2 separate regions of the Homo sapiens genome follow, and region 2 is linked to region 1. Evidence: chromatin loops called from intact Hi-C (ENCODE). Cell type or tissue: natural killer cell. All regions are shown on one strand. Region 1 overlaps APBA2 (amyloid beta precursor protein binding family A member 2). Region 2 overlaps APBA2 (amyloid beta precursor protein binding family A member 2).

What was found. Peaks named below come from ENCODE experiments on the same cell type or tissue, not always from the same donor. Only the 100,000 strongest peaks of a DNase experiment are listed, where the experiment ranks them.
Region 2: it touches region 1 in a loop (2.4-fold over the local background); 2 of 110 quality-filtered maps call a loop at or near these places.

What each region holds. Positions count from the first base shown.
Region 1 is chr15:28,931,094-28,939,093 of GRCh38, forward strand. The region is part of intron 2 of APBA2 (amyloid beta precursor protein binding family A member 2); the gene reads left to right. Among named protein-coding and RNA genes, the nearest start is that of APBA2, 49 kb to the left of the region's middle. RefSeq lists an enhancer at 4,307-4,806. In natural killer cell, CTCF peaks have their summits at 4,411 (motif pointing right) and 4,613; DNase peaks (open chromatin) are centred at 2,798, 4,418, 6,218 and 7,248; H3K27ac peaks cover 2,471 bases.
Region 2 is chr15:29,026,994-29,034,993 of GRCh38, forward strand. The region is part of intron 3 of APBA2 (amyloid beta precursor protein binding family A member 2); the gene reads left to right. Among named protein-coding and RNA genes, the nearest start is that of APBA2, 150 kb to the left of the region's middle. In natural killer cell, no CTCF peak of the experiment used is centred here; a DNase peak (open chromatin) is centred at 4,948; H3K27ac peaks cover 1,646 bases.

The DNA of each region.
Region 1 (8,000 bases):
CCCAGCCCCCTCCATGAGGCACAGCCCTTCACGGAAAGTCCCTGCTCCTCTTCTGGTACCCCGTAGGCCAGAAACCATGCTGGGGTGGGGAGCTGGGAGCATCTGTTGATGTGGGATGCAGGCGTGCTTGTCACCTCTCCTGGCCCTCAGGGCAGCAGGACAGCTTACATGAACATCTCATCCCGCTGCTGGTGGCCTCTGGTGAGAGACTACTCCAGTCGGTCCCCCTGTAGCTCCTGGATCTTAGCGGGGGCCTGGGAATGGGAGGCCACAAGGAGGTTCCAGAGCTAACTAAAGCCGCTGAGACTCAGAGGGAGTCTCACGCCACTGCCTCCTGTGCCCCCATCCCCTAGCAAAGTGGGACTGATGAGGGATGACCTTGCGTCCTTCTCCCCTGTTCACTGGGACCTGGTGCTGTTGCCACCGTGGGCCCAAACATCCACTGCCCTTTTAGCAAGGCAGCGCTGCTCCATAGGGTCCAGCCGGGGAAGCATCTGGCTTTGCACAGGTGGAAGATCATGACTATTTCCAGAGTCTGTTGCCAGGCTCCATGTAGTTCAGGAGTTGTTTCTCCCTCTGAGAGTCCAAAGTGGTTGTTTTCCGGAGTTTGGCAGTACCTAAGGGTTAATTGGGATGTTATTGTCTGCATTTGGCTTAGAGATAGGAAAGTTTTATGTTTATTCAAATTATCAGTAATTTAAAATTACAATTTTAGTCTTAATTGTACGTATTTGGAGATCCCATTTAAGTCTTTGGAAATAATTGCAGAGTAATATTTTGGGAAGTTATATTACAATGCACAGACGTTCAAGTGGAGAAAGGTCCCTGCGTGTGAGCCTTGGCCTGGCAGAGGGGCATCCAGGACAGGATCTACAGCACACAGCCCTCCCAACTGGGTCTGGGCATGGCTGCAGCTGAGTCTAGCCCTCCTTTCTGTGCTGCTGCATCCCAGGGGATACGGCCACACAGGCCACAGTTGCCTAGACCGACCTGGTGTCAGGATCACTGTCTCTGCTTTGGTAAGATGTCCTTGGGAGGGGAAGGGAGCCAGCCAATGAGATGAGGGGTAGGAGGGTGACAGGGTGGAGCAGACCCTCATGCTGGCAGAAGAGAGGTTCACATTCACCAGGGAGCAGGTTTTTCTGAACCCTGGAGAGCTGAGGGGGGCACCTGGAGCACCCCTGCAGTCCACAGCATGGGGTGCTGGCTTCTGTACTGTAGTGCAGTGCCATGAGGTACCCATCCCTTGCAGTGGGGTAGGGTTTAAAACCCAGAAGGCAGCCCTCCCTGGAGCACAGCCCCATGGTGTTTAGAGACCCTCTCCTCTGAGCACATGCAGGATGTGACAATGCAGGTGGGCCTAGTGCTGCAGTCTCAGAGACACCCATGGGCTTCTGCCATGCTTTTTATCCACCAGGGCAGTAAAAGCAACGTCCACAGTGGCTTAGCCTCCTGCAAAGCCTGTGGCAGGACAGCCAGGGTTCCCTGACAGTGGAGATGGTGGACGGCCCCATAGGGGGTTGGTCCCATCTCGCCAGCAGAAGTGACCTGTGTGGCCTTAGTGGTCAGTGCTGCCTATTGTGATAGTGGATTGTTTAAAGCCAGGTCCCATCGTGGCTCCTGAGGGAATGAAAATGAGGGGTTCTTTGCTGTGATCTGATGCTTGTGTTCCACCAAATCCATATTTTGGAATTCTTATCCCCAAAGTGATGGGACCTTTGGGAGGGAGACATTGGAATTCACATTCCCAAGGAGATGGGGCCTTATGGAGGTGTCTTAATCTGTATTCTGCTGCTGAAACAGAATACCACAGATTGGGTAATTTATAATGAACAGAACATTATTTGGCTCAGAGTTCTAGGGGCTGGGAAGTCCAAGGTTGAGGGTTGCATCTGCTGAGGGCCTTCTTGCTGCGTCCTAACATGGTGGAAGGCATCATATAGTGAGCGAGAGAGGGAAGGGGGCCAAACTCATTGTTTTATTAGGAACCTGCTCCTCAGTCACTAACCCACTCTCGCGATAATGGCATTAATACATTCATGAGGGTAGAGCTTTCAGGACCTAATCACCTCTTAAAGGTCTCACTTCTCAACATTGTTGCATCGGGGATTAGGTTTCCAACACATGAACTTTGGGGGGGCACATTCCAACTATAGCAGTGGGTGATCAGGTCCTGATGGTGAAGCCCTCATAATGGGATCAATGCCGTTTTAAAAGAGGCTGCAGAGAGAGCCTCCCGCCCTCCACCATGTGAGGACAGAGTGAGAAGCTGCCGTCTCTGAGCCATCACGCAGGTACTCACCAGGCACGGAATCTGCTGGCTCTCTGGTCTTGGACTTCCCAGCCTCCTGAACTGAGACAAGCCACTTTCTGTCATGTATAATCTACCCAGTTTATGGTATTTTGTGAGAGTACCCTGAATGGAATAAGACTCCCTTCAAACAAATGTCCTGCTCTTTGAAAGAGAGTGTGGGGCTCACAGTCTGCTAGTAAAGACAGTTGTAGGAGCAATGGCAAGCCCACACTGGCTCGGATTTTCAGACCTTATCATTGAGTTAGGAGCGAAGTCCTCGACCTGAGGTTTTATTGGTCCAAAGTCAGGGCCTGCTGGAGCCCGACAGGTTGCGTGCTTGGCCTGTGGAGCAGTTTTCTCCAGAGCACCTCTATCCCCTCTGCCTTGTGCCAGGCCCAGCAGGGACTGAGGGTAGAATAATGACAGGCACAGCTCCTCCCCTCAAAGAGTCCACTATCTGGGGTTTGATGCTGGAGCGCAAGGAGGGGCTGCCCACATGGGCGGAGCAGAGGGCCTGGGGAAGTTCCAGGAAGAAGTGACTGTGTGCCGAGGCTGCAGGAGTAGAGGCAGCCCAGGAGAAAGGGGGGCATGGGCTGGAGGTGGGGGTGGTTCCAGGCAGAGAGAGCAGCTTGCACACGGGAAAACAAGGCATGGAGTGGGCAGCTCCTTCCGCCTGGTCTCTAAACCTGTGAAGAGGGGGCTGGGGAGAAGAGACGGGGGTGGAGGAGAGCAGGACTCACAGGCCAGCCAGCCCTCCACAGCCTTGGGAACAGAGTGAAGAGCTTGGACTGTGTCCTATGTCCTGGGGCCGGTGCCACTGCAGGCTTTGGAGCCAGGAGGGACTCAGTGGAGCTTGCTGTGTATGATTGTGAGTGTGGGGAATGGTTTGGGGTGGGAGGCAGGACAAGCAGCTGTGGACTCCTGTCTGCAGGTGAGTGCCAGGGCTCAGTGTGGGTTCTGATTGGGCTAAGTAGGTGCCCATCTGCCTGGAGTCCAGCTGTCCTTGTGTGGTCTGTAGACCTTGTTGTCAAGGTCTGGCAGCTCAACGCTGGTCTTTCTGAGATAATGAAAAGGGAAAACTTTAGAGGCAGGACGAAGACCTTGTAGTGACCAGTGACATCCCCACAGGGTCTAGGTGTGCGAGGTCTATTGGCGCCTGTGTGGGAAGGCGGGAAACCAGGGGCTTGGGGCCAGCTACAAATGCCACACTGGGCTCTGCCTTGGCTCTAGGTGCTTTGGTTGCTGGATTTGGTGGTGGCTCAGGGCAGTCACTTGTCATTCTCAGTATTTTATCCCCTGGGGCCTCCTCAGAGCCATAGGAGATGGTTCACCTCTGAAGGACTGCCCCATGCTGTGCTTGGTAAGCTCGGTCACCCAGGGCTGTCACAGAGATGGGCTATGGCCCACATGGGCTGAGCGGATTTCTGCCCTGCCACCTACACCTTGCTGTGATTACTTTGGCAGTGTTTCCCCGTCAGGAGAGCAGGTGGGAAGGGAGGCAGGTCCCTGAACTGGGATAGAGCCCGGAGACCTGGGTGTCCTCTGCTCTGTTGTACTGACACGCTGCGTGCTTATGAAATGAGGGCAGGGGTTCTCAGTGCTCCCATGGCATGGTGACTATAATCCATGAATGATGCCCACACAGTTCCTGGCATGCTCAGTGTAGCCTTGTTGTTGTAAGAGAAAAAAGCAGGGATTCTCCACTTCCCCACAGAGTGAACTGGAACGAGGAGAGACTGGTATTTCTCCAACACTAGGTTTCTTTGGATTTTTATGCTGGTTGATACTCCCTAAATCACAGGTCGCCTTAAAGAGAGCAAGAGCCCTGCACGGTGGCCCGGACCCTTGGGGCCCCTTCCATCCGATGCACCTCGTGGCCCAGTCTTTACCTGCTCACCATGCACAGCACTTCGCATGGGTTTGGAAACGTGTCATCTGCATGGCAAGGATGGGAATGGGGAGTGGGAACCTGCAGTTTAGGGTCCAGGCGGGTGGATTTTAATTTGCCCCTGGGGGATTCTAGGGCCAGCAGAGCTCACTGCCGCTGCTGTCTGGGCCTCCAGGCAGTGAGCTGCTGGGGGAGCCCCTCTGGAAATGGACAGTGGCTGTCAGGGCGTAGGACGCTAGGGGGCGAACAGAGGAAGTAGAGGTATCTGGGGCTGAAGTTCAAGGTTGCAGCATGAAGTTCAGGGTTGCAGCGCCCAGCCTAGCAGGGCAGGGTTCAATCTGCAGGACTGGCATGAGGAGGCAGAGGAGTCAGCCAAGCCCTCCCCTCAGCCTCTCTCCAGACACTACAGATCCAAGGCCAGGTCTGCATGAGGACAGCCACCTGGTCTCGGCTGAGGTTACAGGAAGGGAGTCGGGGCAAGGGCCAGTGAGTTTGTTCCTAATTTGGGTCCCCTAATTGTCCAAGAGAAGAAGAAAAGGCCTAATTTCTGTTTCGCTAAGTTTTAGACTACTTTAGTTCATGTTCTTTAACAATAGGTTATTCATGCAGAGCTCATCTCTATTAATCAAAATGTATGATTAGGCAGAAAGCCCTATTCCCACACCAGAGTGGTGAAATGCAGTGCATGTGTGTTCAGATCAATTTTTGAAGTCTTGATTTTGTTTTGTTACATGTTTATTTGATTGCTTGCAGAAGAATGAAGTTTTTTGGCCCTCTGGAAAATTTTTCTTTCTCCTGAGAGGTTTTCCAATCTAGTAGAAAATAGACGCAGAGTTTGGCTTGCACTGATTGCGGCATTAGAAGCGGCCCTGTACATTTTAATGTGGAAGACGTGATGGTTTTGCGTTTGCTCCTCCAGTTGTGCCCCATAGCTGTCTTTCTGCCAGCTCTCTTGCACATTTAGTTCTTGAGTGAGATGTTCTAAATAGAAGCCATGGTCCATTCAGTCCCCAGCCTGCTGTCCTTCTGTGACCCGCCAGCCAGCTTTGCTTAGGGAGCTATGAGCCCCTCCTACTAGGCTACAAAGTCATGGGCAGGAAAAGCATTTGTGCACAGCCAGGAGCAGAGCACCCAGGCCCAGGTCTGTCCCGGAGCCATGTGGACCTGGCGAATGGCTGTTCAGGTCAGAAGGGGGTTTGGATACACCGGTTCTGTGTTTCGGAGGCCAGCGTAGTCCCCAGTGTATTTCGCAGAAGTGATAGCAGCTTTATTCCCAAGGCACTAGTGCCTGCGCGTTAGGCACGTGCTGGGTGCCTGCTTGAGTGTCTCCTTTGTTCCTCTCTATCACTGGCTGTCCCCTGCAGAGGCAAGCGAGGCAGAGAGTTGGCTGGTAACAGCCAGTGTCCGCAGAGCCCCAGGGCTCCCTGACTGGGCTGTGCCACCTGGGGACAGGCAGATAGACCCCAAGTAAAGTTAAAGGGAAGCACAGTGGGGCCTGCACAGGATGTGAGTTGGAGGCTCTGGTGAAACTGAGACTTGGTGGGGGATGGGAGGCAGGGGCCCTGCTGGGACAGACAGGAGACCAGGGGCCAGTGGCAGAAATGGTCCTCGATCTACCCTCATGCAGATGGTGGCCTCTACCGGGAGCCCTGTGTGTCTCTGAGCCTTAGTCTCCCTCCCTCCAGTCTGCGAAATGGGCATAATAGAAATGATGCCTCTCACTAATAAATCTGTGCAGAAAGAGAAAGCAGTTTGCAACTGCAAAGCATTATTCAGGTCTTCCTGGCTCTACCTCCAGGATCGTATGCCTCCGCTCTCTCACGAGACACAGGCCTCCCATGTGCCCGGTGGTGGTCTCGAGGTCATCTGAGCCATCATCCACCCCTCTATACCGGGGACAGTGTGCTGCCAGGAGGGGCACCAGAAGAGGTGTCATACAGTGGCATGCTGAGCTAGGATTTGAGGCACTTCCTGCCTCTTCTAGTTCCTTGTGGGCCGGGGGTGCTTTGCTCAGATGGTGCTGGGGAGGAAGGGCAATATCTAAGGATGTATTGAGAGGGTCACATTCAGGTGTGCCATCTTCTGAGGGACAGAACCCTGTCACGACAGTTTTGCCGTGACTGAATTCCCACATTGCAGAGTGCGCTTGGGGTGTGGCTCTGAACATCGCTGGCAGGTCAGGTGGAGCCTCGCTGCTCTGGGGAGCTGTGCCCAGGTTCCCTCGGTTCCTGAAGCTCAGAGGTTGCAGGAGAAAGGGCCTCCTGGTGGCTGCTTACTCTGCCCCACTGTGAAGTGCCTGGTCACTAGAGTTAGGCCTCTCTCCCACTCCGGGCTTCAGGGATTCCACTGAGGATGGAGGGTGTTGGATTTAGTTTCTTTTTTTTTTCTTTTTTTTCTTTTGAGATGGAGTCTCACTCTGTCGCCCAGGCTGGAGTGCAGTGGCACCATCTCTGCTTACTGCAAGCTCCGCCTCCTGGGTTCACGCCATTCTCCTGCCTCAGCCTCCCGAGTAGCTGGGACTACAGGCGCCCGCCACCACGCCCGGCTAATTGTTTTGTATTTTTGGTAGAGACGGGGTTTGACCGTGTTAGCCAGGATGGTCTCGATCTCCTGACCTCGTGATCCGCCCACCTCGGCCTCCCAAAGTGCTGGGATTACAGGCATGAGCCACCGCGCCTGGCCCCCTTCTGGAGTATTTCGTTCATTAGAAGTAAGTCAGGGACTTAGTGTCTTTAGCTCCAGCCAGTCCTGTGGCCTCTCTGCCACTGTGTGAATGTCCCCAACCCCCCACCTGATAAGCAGGTGTCCTGAGGTCATCAGGGATTTGGACTTAGTTATTAAAAAGCAACCAGCACCCTTAGGAGCCTCCAGAGCAGAGATTGCCAAACTTTCTCAGACCACGGTGCCCTGGATCTCAGCAATTTCATGGTGTTTCTAGACCAAAACACATAGCTAACAACTCTACTCTTTAAGTAGCTAGGTCCAAACCACATGGTATTTATGTCCCAACAACTTGGAAGCCACATGAGAAATAATACTCATAAATTGAAACAAATGTATTTCATCCTAAACCACAATTACAAACGGAAGTGTGTCTGCTGAATGAGATTGGCACCATTCTCATTTCCTGTTTGATGCTGACTTTTGTGTGGGACTTGCTGTTTAAAAGTTTATTTTTATTTTTAATTTTTATACACATATCATAGTTATACATATTATGGGGGTACGTGTGATATTTTTTCTTGAGACAGCGTGACAGAGTTTTGCTCTGTAGCCCAGGCTGGAGTGCAGGGGTGCAATCTTGGCTCACTGCACCCTCCACCTCCCTGTTCAAGCGATTTTCATGTCTCTGCCTCTTAAGTAGCTGGGACTACAAGAGGTACGCCACCTCGCCTGGCTAATTTTTGTATTTTTAGTAGAGATGGGGTTTCACCACATTGTCCAGGCTGGTCTCAAACTCCTGGCCTCAAGTGATCTGCCTGCCTAGGCCTCCCAAAGTGCTGGAATCACAGGCATGAGCCACCGCACCTGGCCTACATGTGGTATTTTAATATAAGCATATACATTATTAATTGTGGCAAAGTACACATAACATAAAATACCATCTTAATCATTTTAAGTGTATAGTTCGGTGGAATTAAGTACATCAACATTGTTTTGCAGTCATCACCATCAGCTATCTCCAAAACGTTTTCATCTTCCCAAAACTTAAATTGTGCGCATGAAACAGTACCTCTCCTTTCCCCCTTCCTCCAGCCCCTCCCAGCCACCACTCTACTTTCCCTCTGTCTGAATTCACCTCTCTAGGTACCTCATGTA
Region 2 (8,000 bases), 96 kb after region 1:
ATAGCCAATTTTAATGGTATGATACATTCTCAGGGTGTGCCATCTTCCCCTTTATGATATAAACCATTTTTGGTCATGACGTGTTAGTTTTTAATGCTAATAGTGAACCTATTTGTTAAAGTTTGAGGTAAGATCTTTGCCTCTCTCATGTTGGAGACTAGTTTGTGCTTATCCTTTCATAAAATAAATTGCTTCAGCTTTCCATCTCTTTTTTGAGATGTGACATCATGGTAATCTATTCCTTGAAAATGTAATAAAACGTGTTTGTCAATTCATCTCGGTCTGGCCTTTATTAGGTTACCTTGTTATTTTAAAATATCTTCTATAGCTATTCAGTTTTTCTACTTATTGAGCCAATTGTGGTAATTTATATTTTCTTAGAAAATCTTACATTTCATTCAGTTAGATTTGCAAATTCATTGGCATAAAGTTCTGAAAAGTATTCTCATAATTTTATAAATTTTTCTGCATCTGTAATTATGGGCTTTTCAGTTCTAATGTTTGTGTTTTCTTTCTTTTTCTTGATTTGTCTTATGATATGTATTCTTTTTATACTGGGCCAACTTTCAATTAATTACTGTCTTAATTTTTTTTAGTCTTTTATCTTTTTTTTCTTTTTTTTTCTTTTTGAGGCAGTCTTGCTCTGTTGCCCAGGCTGGAGTGCAGTGGTGTGATCTCAGCTCACTGCAGCCTCCGCCTCCCGGGTTCCCGCATTCTCCTGCCTCAGCCCACCGAGTAGCTGGGACTACAGGCGCCTGCCACCACGCCTGGCTAATTTTTTGTATTTTTCGTAGAGATGGGGTTTCACCGTGTTAGCCAGGATGGTCTCGATCTCCTGACCTCATGATCCGCCCACCTTGAAGCCTCCCAAAGTGCTGGGATTACAGGCGTGAGCCACCGTGCCCGGCCTAGTCTTATATTTTTCTAATTCCTTCATTTTGATTTTCACTTTTATTTCTTAGACTTATTTTATACATTAACACTCTTTTCGTTTTTTTTTTTAATTTAATTTTTAAGTTTTGGGGTACATGTGCAGGATGTGCAGCAGGTTTGTTAGGCCGGTAAACGTGTGCCATGGTGGTTTGCTGCACCTATCAACCCATCACCGAGGTATTAAGCCCCACATGCATAAGCTGTTTTTCCTAATGTTCTCCCTCCCCCGATCCCACCCCTGACAGGCCCCAGTGTTTGTTGTTCCCCTCCCTGTGTCCATGTTTTCTCAGTGTTCAGCTCCCACTTATAAGTGAGAACATGTGATGTTTGGTTTTCTGTTCCTTTGTCAGTTTGCTGAGGATAATGGCTTCCAGTTCCATCCATGTTTCTGCAAAGGATATGATGTCATTCCTTTGTATGGCTGCATAGTATTCCATGGTATGTATATATGTACCACAGTTTCTTTATCCAGTCTTTCATTGATGGGCATTTGGGTTGATTCCATGTCTTTGCTATTGTGAATAGTGCTGCAGTGAACATAGGGGTGCATGTATCTTTGTAACAGAATGATTTATTTTCCTTTGAGCCTATAAACCAGTAATGGGATCACTGGGTCAAATGGTATTTCTGGTTATAGATCTTTGAGGAGTCACCACACTGTCTTCCACAGTGGTTGAACTAACTTGCATTCCCACCAACAGTATACAAGCATTCCTATTTCCCCGAAACCTCGCCAGCATTTGTTGTTTCTTGACTTTTTAATAATCACCATCCTGACTGGCATGAGGTGGTATCTCATTGTGGTTTTGATTTGCATTTCTCTAATGATCAGTGATGTTGAGCTTTTTTTCATATGTTTGATGGCCACATAAATCTCTTCTTTTGAGAAGTGTCTGTTCATGTTCTTTGCCTGCTTTTTAATGGGGTTGTTTGGGTTTTTTTTCTTGTAAATTTAAGTTCCTTGTAGATTCTTGATACTAGACCTTTGCCAGGTGGCTAGATTGCAAAAATTTTCTCCCACTCTGTGGGTTGCCTGTTTGCTGTGATGATAGTTTCTTTTGCTGTGCAGAAGCTCTTTAGTTTAATTAGTTCCCATTTGTCAATTTTTGCTTTTGATGCAGTTGCTTTTGGCGATTTCATAATGAAATCTTTGCTGGTGCCTATGTCCTGAATGGTATTGTCTAGATTTTCTTCTAGGGTTTTTATAGTTTTGGGTTTTACATTTAAGTCTTTAATCCATCTTGAGTTAATTTTTGTATGAGGTGTAAGGAAGGGGTCCAGTTTCAATTTTTTGCATATAGCTAGCCACTTCTTCCAGCACCACTTACAAACAGGGAATCCTTTCCCCATTGCTTGTTTTTGTCAGGTCTGTTGAAGATCAGATGACATTAACCCACTTTTCTACCAAAAAAAAAAAACCCCTCTGTAGTAAATGTGTATATTTCCTAATGAGTACTAATTTGGCCATATCCCCTAGTTGTGATATCTAATTTTTTGTTCATGTCTAAAAATACATCATTTACATTTTGAATGCTTTCTAAGCCTCAGTTATTTAATGTTTAAGAATTTCCCAGGCATGTCATATTTTGTTTTGTTTTTGTTCTTTAACTATCTTTGTAGCAGTCTGGGTCCACTCAGGAGATGGGAACCCCAGGGGGAGCATCATATTTAATAGAATTATTAGGTATGATGAGAGAGTAGCTGTTAAGAGGTGGAAGTTCTGTGTGGTATCGTGGGGGTGGAGGGAGGGGGACCTAAGCAGGGGCAGACCTGGGAAAGCCCCAGGGAAGGACCAGCTTGTTAGGGAAGGTGTGGTTCAGCAGTGGAGAGCAGGGACAGCCGCTGGTTCAGGCAGTCCAGCACTGGTCTAGAGATGCTGTTGGTCACAATAGGCCACCCTCTGGAGTACAGGCTGGGGAGCAGTGGCTTGAGGCTGGGCCTGCGGTGTGAGTTCGGGCACCAGCACGTCCAGAGGTGCCGGACATGCAGAAGGAACGATTGCTCAACGCAGGACTCTCCAGACCACGCGGGCTACATGGGGTTTGTCGAGGGAGTCCAGAGGTGGCTGGCCATGTGGAGCTCTGGGTTCGAGGCCCAACAGGTGTGGCCCCAACAAGGCTGCAGGGTTGCAGAAGAACTAGGTGCCTCTGTGGCCTGAGCCGGGAACTGCGGGAACCGTTTTCCTCCAGCAATGTTGCTCCATCACCCTCTGCCCAGAAAGCTTAATGTGCTCACTCTAAAGGAGAAACATGACCGGGCCCGGTGGCTCACGCCTGTAATCCCAGCACTTTGGAAGGCAGAGGCAGGCGGATCACGAAATCGGGGGATAGAGATCATCCTGGCTAACATGGTGAAACCCCGTCTCTACTAAAAATACTTAAAAAAATTAGCCGGGCGTGATGGCGGGTGCCTATAGTCCCAGCTACTCGGGAGGCTGAGGCAGGAGAATGGCGTGAACCCGGGAGGCGGAGCTTGCAGTGAGCCGAGATGGCCCCACTGCACTCTAGCCTGGGCCACAGAGCCAGACTCCGTCTCAAAAAAATAAAAATAAATAAATAATAATAATAATAATAAAATAAAGGAGAAACGCTTAAGGGAATTCTGTTTATTCAGAGAACATATTGAGGGGTACATTCAGAATTGGGAGGCAATGAATTGATAACTGACACAACCTTTTTGTCATTCCTTTCTAATTGTCCCATTGTAGTCAGTGGGTGTAGCCAGTACAGATTCTTTGTAGAATGTCACATTTCTTTTGTGGCCTAATGCTACATAGGCAGTTTTGGTTAAACCCATGTGAGTATGTGTGTGTGTGTGTGTGTGTGTGTGTGTGTGTGTAAAACCTCCGCCTTCTCTATTTGTTAGGTACGGGGTTCTAAATAAATCTTATTGTTATTTAAATTTTTATATCCCATCTCATTTTTGTCTGGTTAATTTGATTTTAATCTCTCAATATGAATGTGGCTATTAATTTCACCTTTTATCATTATTTGCTTGGTTTATATTTTGAAGCTATGTTGTGAAGTTTATAAAGGTACATGATGCTCTTGGTGGATTATTTTTGTTATTAATGGGAATTTTTCCTTTTATGCCTTTGCATACTTTGTTGTTTACATTCATTTTGTCTGATTAATATTGCCATATGAGCCTTCTTTTTATTAGCACTTGTCTGGTGTATCTTTTCCTATACTTTTATTTTTAGCAGTCTTCGTGCCATTTTTTTCAGGTGTCATCAGAAGAGACTAAGCAACTCATGGCTTAATTTTCTAAAATAATCTGAAAATCTATGTTTTTCAACAGATGGACTAAAAGAGAGTATAAAGAGCACTGCATTCATTTGCTCAGGCTGCGGTAACAAAACACAGACTTGGTGTCGGAATCCATAGAAATGTATTGCCTCACAGTTCTGGAGGCTGGGAGTCCAAGATCAAGGTGTCAGCAGGGCTGGCCTCCTCGGGCCGTCTCTCCTTGGCCTTGATGCCCCTGCATGTGTTCTTCCTTCTGTGCCTGTTGTGTGCCCCTGGGGTCTCTCTGTGTACCCCAATTTATCTTTTTTTTTTGAGATGGAGTTTTGCTCTTGTTGCCCAGGCTGGAGTGCAGTGGCGCAATCTTGGCCCACTGCAACCTCTGCCTCCCCGGTTCAAGTGATTCTCTGCCTTAGCCTCTGGCAAAATGCCCTTTTCAATCCTCCCTGCCATTGGCTACTTTTAGGATCCTGCTGATTGGTGCATGTTACAGATTGCTGATTGGTGTGTTTTACAGAGTGCTGATTGGTGCATTTTACAATCCTCTTGCTAGCTACAGAGTGCTGATTGGTGCTTTTTTACAGAGTGCTAATTGGTGCATTTTACAATCCACTTGCTAGCTACAGAGCGCTGATGCATTTTACAATCCTCTTGTAAGACAGAAAAGTTCTCCAAGTCCCCACTCAACCCAGGAAGTTCAGCTGGCTTCACCTCTCACAACCACCCCAAGAAAGTTGAGGGTGAAGTGCAGGCCATGCACAGGATGCTGTCTTGATACTGAGAAAAGGAAGGTGGTGTTAACCACAGAATTTCATGGCCAGGGGTGAGAGTTAATGTAGCAGAGGGGCTCTCCTTGGAAGGGCTGTCTAGAAGAAGAGTGTGTAACTCTGGGCAGGATAGGAAGAGGTGACACCTCCATGAGAAAAGGGACTTTGTCTTTTTTGCCCCTGTCTCCCCAGCCTGTGGCTGGTGTGTGTCAAAGAGGCAGAGTCATTCCTGTGTAGTCATGATGGTTAGTTTTGTGTGTTAACTTTGCCCAGCTCTGGTGCCCAGTTGATTTGCTCAAACACCAGTCTGGATGTTGCTGGGAAGGTAATTTTTGGGTAAGATGAACATAGTAGACCTTGAGTAAAGCAGACTGTCCTTCATATTTGGATGGGCCTAATTCGATCAGTTGAAGGCCTTAAGACCAAAGGCTGAGGTTCCCCGAAGGGGAAGGTCGGCCCCCAGACCCCCTTGTGACTCAAGACTGGAATGTCAACTCCTCCTGGAGTTCCCAGCCTGCCGGCCTGCCCTGCAGATTTCAGATTTGCCAGCCTCTGCAGTCATGTGAGCCAATTCCTTGAAATAAATCTCTTTTTATATATCCTGTTGGTTCTCTTTCTCTGAAAATTCCTAATACTGTAGTTTTTTCATCTGGTGATCTATTTGGCTATCTCACTAACTTCTGAGTTGGGACAGCCTCAGAGTCAGAAGTCATGTGTCTCCTGGACCCTCCATCCCCAAAGCACAGCCCCATGCCAAAATATGCCTTTATGTTAGTAGCACTGCCCAGCCCTGTTCAGTTTTCTGAGATCCAGTTCCTACAAGACTGTGGCACTCAGTACTTTTCATCTCATTGGGTTCTGTGCCTCTGGGGCTGTTGCCTCTGAGACCAGATCCCGGATCCTTTCTTTGTGGGCTGCTCCACCCCTGCTGTGGAAATCACACAGAAGGCGGACAGTACATGTGGACAGGTCAGACAGACACACTGATTGGCCAGCTGCAGCATGGGGAGCATGGACTCTGCCCACAGCTGTGGCGAGATGGCTCTGTGGTGAGATCTGGGCTTTCTTGTGTGCTGAGGAATGGGAGCGTTTGCCATCCTTATCCAAGCTGCATCACTCAGGGCTGGCCCCTCTGAGGTTGCACTGTGGGCCCCACCCCAGCCTCTGAACGAGAATTGGCATACCAGCCAGATGCCTAGGTGATCTGTGCATGTGCTGCAGGTGGAGAAGGTCTGCACTAGACATCTCCAGAAGGACGATCTGGGATCAGGGTTAGACAAGGCCCACGTCTGCTGCCCAGCCCTCTCCTCTTTGATGTCCTTTCTGCACCTGACACCTCTTCTTGACATTCCCTTTCCTTGGTTTATGTGGTAAGACCTCTCTGTCCACAACAGGAATGGTCTTACCCATCTTCTTCTCCTACCATGTATTAATAGTTCCCTGTGCCTTAAACCCCTGATTCAAAACCTGCTTCCTCAACTCTCCAAAGTCAGCCAAGCGAGAGGTTATGGGCACAGTCTTCCACAAGACTGCCCTCACTTCTGACACCAGCCCCAAATTCAGGGGTCCTCAGGCCCATCCTTACTTCTTACCAGCTGGTCAGGGGTTCCCATGACCAGTCTTAAATTAGATAATTTGCTAGAATGACTCACAGAACTCAGAACACCATTATACTTAACAATGACAGTTTCATTATAGCAAAAATTTACAACCCAGAACCAGACAAAAGAAGGAACACCTGGCTGGGCGCGGTGGCTCACGCCTGTAATTCCAGCACTTTGGAAGGCCGAGGCAGCTGGATCACGAGGTCAGGAGATCGAGACCATCCTGGCTAATAACGGTGAAACCCCGTCTCTACTAAAAATATTTTTAAAAAATTAGCCGAGCGTGGTGGCGGGCGCCTGTAGTCCCAGCTACTCGGGAAGCTGAGGCAGGAGAATGGCGTTAACCCAGGAGGTGGAGCTTGCAGTGAGCTGAGATGGCACCACTGCACTCCAGCCTGGGCGACAGAGTGAGACTCCATCTCAAAAAAAAAAAAAAAAAAAAAAAAAGAAGAAGGGACACCTAGGGTGAAGTCTGGGAGGCTTCCAGATGCAAAGCTTTGGCGTCCTCAGAGATGCATTATCCTCCCAGCATCCAAGTGTGACAGTAATCAAAGAGTATTGCCAAAAAAGGAACCTCACCTGAGCTTCAATGTCTAGAGTTTTTATTTGGGATTCTTTATGTAGGTATGATGCATGATGAATTGAATCAGTGAATTGATTAAATTGTTGGCCATGTGGTTGAGCTCAATATCTAGCCTTCCCAGAAGTCAGGCTGGTAGCCCGTGTCTCCTGTCTCAAAGCCCCAACCCTCTAGTAGCTAGTTGGCCTCTCTGGCATCACCAACCTCCATCCTGAGTCATCTCTTTTGCATAAACTTTGGAACGCACCACGAATAACAAGGACACTCCTATCACTTGGAGATTCCAAGGATGTAGAGGCTCCCTCCAAGGTACCAGAAGGCCAGCCAAGTTCTTTATTACACACCAACTGATTGCCATGACTTAGTGGTTAATAAAGAGTGGGGCTTGGGGTTCCTTTAGATTTCAGGCCTGACACAACCCCTTGGATATAGACTACATGAAATGAAAGTGTTAGGAAGGGTGTATGCATGCTATTTGTTTACTTTGAAGAGTGACACTTGGAACCAATGTCAGTTTTACAGGCTGCCCTGACTTGCTGGGGCACAGACTGTGAAGTGCATATTCAGAATGAATGAAGTGTTACCCTACAGCAGTGGCTCTCAGACTTGCAGGCATCAGAATCCCCTGGAGATCTTTTAACATGCAGACTTCAGGGTCCTGCCCCTGAGTTTTCATTGGTCTGGGGGAGGGCCCAAGAGTTTCTGTGTTTGTGGAGTTCCCAGGTGACACTGATGCTGCTGGCCCAGGGACCACACTTCAAGAAGCCCTGGAATAGACTCTGTGGTGGGTGTTTGAACTTTGGATTCTTGGCCATAGGTTTTTACATTACAATGACAGAATGGGAAGTTTGGCAGGAATAAAGATGACTTC